2 separate regions of the Homo sapiens genome follow, and region 1 is linked to region 2. A link is a contact called in ENCODE Hi-C or POLR2A ChIA-PET data. All regions are on one chromosome and are shown on one strand. Each heading gives the region's core, a stretch centred on a gene start or an enhancer-like site at or near the end of the contact. The rest is flanking DNA. Distances are from core to core; before and after follow the strand shown.

Region 1 (2,896 bases), core at 84-2,583, 1.1 Mb after region 2:
TCAGTTAATATGCAAACATTAAAATAAGAACGAGCTCCGTTGTGAGAGTCCAAAATTCTTCTCAAGTTCACTACTTCAAATGTAATTCAGCTGTTAGTCCCAGCCTCTGACCTCCCCCACTCACCCTGCAATGTTCAAAAATATTTTATCTGGAGGCACAAAGATCACCCGACCCACGTTCTACGTGGTAAGGTTCCTTCGCATACATAAAAAAGAAAAGCTATCTAGAATCATGACACTGCCTCTAATAAAGCATCCCACATGCTAGAGTAGGTATCTTTCAAAAAATAATGACACAATGGATCTCATATGTAGATCCATCGCCACTGCCCTTAAGATCCTGTAGTTCTTGACAACTTTACGCTACGTACATGGCTTAAAAACATCGAAACAGGTTATAAGTTTAGGATTGGATGGCTCCAAGAGGACTGCATTTAATGGGTTACAAGCCTGTAGGGGTGTGTAAAAAGCACAATCGCACAGGACAGCTATGAGGCAAGACAAAGTGGCTGGCGAGTTCAGTTTGCGGGGCGGTTTCCTAAGGATCGGATAAGCCTATCTGGACTATTTAGGCAACCAGGGATAATAAGATGCAAAACCACCAGAAACGCAGGTTCGCTGCAACAATGTTGTGTTCAGCATAGCACAGAGGACTAGCCTCCGCAAATTTCCACCTCTCACAAGCAGCTACTGCCCTCAACCACCTGGATTTGCACGGACGCCCGGTCCCCACCTCCCGGCTCCTGGGCACCCGGCCAGTGCCTTTGGCGCACTCAAGACAGGGGCAAATGCTTGACTCTGGAAAACCCCCGAAACGCTACAAACGGCCCAGGCCAGGAATCCAGGGGAAGACTTGATCTCCGACAACACGAATGCCAGAGACGGCTCTCGAAGGGTCTCCCGACAGGTCCTAGCGCCCGCCGGCTGGAAGAGGTCCCGACAGGGTTAACCAACAGCCGCGCTCGCCAGGCAGCAGGGGACCGCGAGCCCACGGCCTCCGGAGCCGCGACGCGAGCGGCCAGGGCCCTCAGAGAAGGGTCAGCGGCAGAACCGCGACGCCCGAGCAACTTTCGGTGCTGCCGGCGTGCACCAGCCGAGCAGCGCCTCGCAGAACTCCCAACTCAGCTCCAGAAGCCCAGGCCCCTAACGCGGTCGTTTCTCCGACACCTGGCTCGGAGACCTAAAGACCGACAGCCGCCTGTCCCAGCACACACCATCTGCAACCCTACCTCCGCAAAAGCAAATGGCCCTTCGGCCGAGAAATGTCGCCAAACTGCCGTCTTCCCTCCTCGGCCGCTGCGACAAACACCCCACAAAATGGCGGCAGCGCCGTCGCCCTAGAATCCCCCGAGTCGCCTCTAGCACCACCTACGCCGCGCGAACGCGCCTGCGTGACAGAACCTTGCGCGCTCCCGCCGCTCCACCTAAGGGCGGGGCTCCACGTGACGTAAGAGCGGGGCTCGAGCCTCCACACTGCGGCTGCGCGGCCCAAGCATTTCCACCCCCCCCCCCCCGCCCACCCGGTCCCGGGGCCTCTAGGCCGGGAGGGTGTTTACGTTCTCTACGGGCTCGGGTGGAACCGGGAAGGAACGCCCGTGTCCCGCCCTCAGTGTGTACCGCGTGTCTGCCCCCTCCCCCGGGACCTCAACTCCCGCAGCCGGCACCCGACAACGGCCCCAAAACCGCCTAGGGCGGGCCTTGGCTGGTCCCTGGGCTGTTCCCTGGACTGGGTGCTTGTCCTGCCCACTTGGCGCTTCCAGTCTAAGGTGGATTCGGACAAAGAGGCTGTCTCAGAAAACAAGCTCAAGGGGTGCTAATCTTTTCAAGGCACGTGCTCCTATTCAGAACAAAACAAAAACCCGGAGGTTTCAATGGAGACTCCTGACAAGGTTTTCCTGTTAGGATCCCTACCTCCTGAGCAGTTAAGGTCGCTGGAAGTTTCCCTAACGAAGTTTTCCCCATTTTTTTTTGTCCCTGCGGGCTGATTTTATTCAAGGCTGAAAAATGTCTCTGAGCTAGTGATAGTCCGTTATGGGGCTTGCTTACCTCAAATAAGGTATTCTGCAGTTCTGAGGACCCTCAGGCAGTTCCCCCGTGTAAGTATGTAACATGAGAAATATTAGGGTCAAAGTCGGAGCCCTGTGGGGAACACTCAAGGGCCAGAGGGAAAGGGGCCTGAGAAGGAATGATCAGCAGAGGAGGAGAACCAAGAATAGGGTGTCAAAGCAAGGAAGGGCGTAAGTGAGGGAAAGGGTTTAGGTGAGACTGAAGATCGTGGGGGGGGACGGCGGGCGGGGTGGGGGTTGGCTTCTGTATTCTGACGGGGATTCGCTGGATAAAAGGGAAAGCTAGAAATCAAATTTGGGAGGGTAGGGTTGAACTCTTGCGGGTATTAGCCCAGTAGCATGTGGGAGACCTGTTATCCTGTTAGGTGAAAGGAGGGAACGGAAATACCTTTAGTGATCTAACATGATAGAAACTTGTGCCATCTGGTTTGGGTAAGTAGGGTAAATTTAGATAAATCTCGGAGATTGTACAGCATTTCAAAAAGTAAGTTGAATTTTCATGGAGATTGCACTCCAAGAAGCGAAGTTGAAAAGAAACTTGGAAAACTGGAAGGGTAAACTCTTTATGCTACAGAATGAAACAAATGATATTATTTTCATCTAGAATAGCCACCATTTTTGCATCTACAAATTTAAATCTTACTCATCCTTGAAAGGCCATTTCTTTAAGATGCTGTCTCTGACATGAGTTCCCACCCATTTCCCGGCTCCTGACTACTCCAGTTAGATGTGAAGTCCTCAAATAGTGGAGTATTTGGAGCCACCTGGTATGCTAACAGATTTTGCCCAAAGAGTGAAATGTATTGGTTCTACAATTGATTACACATCCC
Region 2 (2,700 bases), core at 92-2,591:
CCAGGACATAACCTCACAGGCATTTGATTATAAAAGTGTGGTATCTCTCTCCAGCCCCTGACTACCTGCAGGAAACTTCATTTCCTTGAAGCTCTTGATGGGTGGTGGGATACCGTCTCCCTCCACCAGGATGTGGTATTTCTTCCGCACGCGCTCATGTCGCTCTTCAGACATGCTCAGAACATAACGGGGTGGAGTCCAGCTGTGGATGGGTAACAGGGATCAAGAGAGCCCTGGGAATAGCTGGCCTGGGAGCATCCCTGCATGTACCATCCTAAGCAAGGGCAACTGCAGACTGTACAGACATACCTGGTTTTGATGGGGTCATCATACGTAATGCCCTTAGCCATCTCCTTCACTGACATCAATGCTGAAGAGAGAGACATGGCTCAGGGCTGGCTCCTGCTTCTGAGAAGCCAGATCCCTTGAGATATAACATGCCTGGGGCTGGGAGGAGAAGACTCAGTCCACCTTCTCACTATCCTGGCTACAACCATACCTCGGCCCTCGGCAACACTCTCCAGGATCTTCTCTTCTTCCTTCAGCTGCTTCTCCTTGGCAGACTCTTTGCGCGCTGAGAAAAGAAGTGGAAGATGTCAGACAGATACCAAAACGGTGTACCAGGCTCAGCTTCTTCTTTCTCGCCCAGGCAGTGCTGCCCAGCCCACCTTCAGCCTTCTCTTTAAGGTGCTGGTGCTGATCCAGGAGGCTGACGTTGGACTGAGGGCCTAGCGGGATGTCGTCCTCATCTCCCCGGGGTTCACTACCGCTGTCCTGCTGCTCTTCCTCCGCAGCTCCCTTGCGTCTTCGCTGCAGCAGCTTCTGGAGCTGAGGTTCCACCCGGGATCCACAGATAGGATGGGCATGGAGTCCACAAGGTCAGCGTCAGGATCCTGGCTTTGGGGCGAGGATCCTGTGCCCGAGGCGCAAAGCTGCCCTACCCCTCAGATCAAGCCGTCGGTCCCTCGTTTGTCTGGGGGCCGCGCCCTGGTGTACTGAAGCTCACTCCTCAGACTGCCCTCCTCCCCACGGAGGCCGAGGCCACGCCCGCCCCCTGCGACCCCGCGGTCACGGCCCCATCCCTCCCCGGACGCGTGCCCCTCACCAGTAGCTGCCGGCGCTGCCGTAACGGCACATAGGGCACGTAGTCCTCGTCGTCCTCATCTTCCGCCTCGGAGCGGCTTCCTCCGGCAGGCACCTCGTCGGTGCGAGCCCGCTGCAAGCACACGCCAGTCAGGCACGGCCTGCTCCCCTCTTCACGCCCGCTCCCACACGCGCGGGGTCTCGCCTCTCTCCTACCTTCCGTTCGGGTTCCGACTCCTCCATTCTTTGCTGCACGCATGCGCGCCACGGCGAAACCCCGCCTCATCCTTGCGTGAGACCCAATCCGATGTGAAGAGGCGAACGACGGCGCGTAGGAACGACCTCGGAGTTCCGGATCGCGCAGAGGGACAAATTTGTTCCGGAGATACTATCGCACGGCGAGGCATGGACGCTTTCATGGGTGGTTACGCGACAGTTGCCAGGACCGAGGGCGAAACCGGCTGCAAGGCATTGTGGGACATTGGAGGACTTGGAATATGCGCTAGAAGGCTCAATCCAAGCCCATTGGAAGAGGAAGACGTACGCAGCGGAGACAGCTGATCCGGAGTCGGGGCGGCCTGCCAGGTGCCCAACCTCTCCCAGAGCATGGCGTCTTGGGCACGCCCCTGCCGGCGGACAGTGCGTCCTCTAGGGCCGGGAGCTGCGGGCCGAGTTCGCGTGGGCCCTGCGCTTTCATCCCTGCCGGGGACGCCGGGGTTGCGGGATAAACCGCTCGACACACCCTGCCTCCCTGACTGCGCCTGTGTGACACATACGTTCACTGGTGGGGCACGCATCAGATACGGATGGCAGTGGTTTTGAAGTGGGAGGCCCTGTATAAATGTAAACGGTTATTACTGTAAATGCTCTAACAGAGCTGCCTGGGGGGCGCTTCCAGGGAAGCGTGGCAATCTCAGGCCGGGAGAGGAGAGGCGTCCTGGGCCAGGGCGCTGCAGGAATACAGGTCTGGCGATGTGCAAGTACACAGATTCACCAGGCAACAGCATTGCGGCAAGGGTGGGATGGGGAAGCCAGACCTAAGGCCAGAAAAGGAGATTGCGACCAGAGCATGCCTGCTGTGACTGTCAGAGTAAGTGGTTTCAACTTTATTAGAGACTTCTAAGGAATGACTTGGTCAGCTCTGTGCTTTCTTGCCTTCAAGAGTGTGTGCTGGGCGCTGGCACTGCGCTCAAGCAGATGATAATCAAGACACATACCTGGTGTGCGAGGAGCTTATGTAGATTGAGACTAGAAATATAGACAGATAACTGGTCTTAAAGAGAAAGATCCTAAGACAAGGTACCGCTTTTCGAAGTGTCATAGTTTTCACAGTACAATGGCCTCTTAGCTGGGATGTGAAGGATACACAGGAATTCATGAAGTCTTCTTTAGTAAAGAAAGCTTAGGCTGGGCACAGTGGCTCATTCCTGTAATCCCAGCTCTCTGGGAGGCCAAGGCAGGAGGATCGCTTGAAGCCAGGAGTTCAAGACCAGCTTGGACAACATAGCAAGACCCCATCTCTATAAAAAAAATAAGCTGGTGCTTACTGCCAGTCCCATGGTGGGTCTCAACCTGGGAGGGATGGAGGAGGACATGGTTTCTGGTCCTGCTCACAAC

What was found. A loop is a pair of places that touch in the nucleus more often than their neighbours do. ChIA-PET counts read pairs that join two places held with the same protein, here RNA polymerase II (POLR2A). Pooled maps may share reads with other maps.
Region 1: a loop to region 2 is called in a pooled map, with 9 times the contacts of the local background. The contact joins the promoter of CLK4 here to the promoter of DDX41 in region 2. A Hi-C loop is called at or near these places in 1 of 37 single-sample maps with no recorded cell type and 5 of 50 pooled maps. POLR2A ChIA-PET finds 5 or more read pairs at or near these places in 1 of 52 experiments (activated CD4-positive, alpha-beta memory T cell).

What each region holds. Positions count from the first base shown.
Region 1 is chr5:178,625,717-178,628,612 of GRCh38, forward strand. It overlaps CLK4 (CDC like kinase 4), which reads right to left and starts at 1,334. Exons shown (of 13, transcript NM_020666.3): 1 at 1,230-1,334. RefSeq lists enhancers at 280-960, 693-1,302.
Region 2 is chr5:177,515,620-177,518,319 of GRCh38, forward strand. It overlaps DDX41 (DEAD-box helicase 41), which reads right to left and starts at 1,342. Exons shown (of 17, transcript NM_016222.4): 1 at 1,300-1,342; 2 at 1,106-1,216; 3 at 669-828; 4 at 500-574; 5 at 310-370; 6 at 66-202. The coding sequence starts at 1,326. RefSeq lists enhancers at 584-1,408, 1,437-1,706.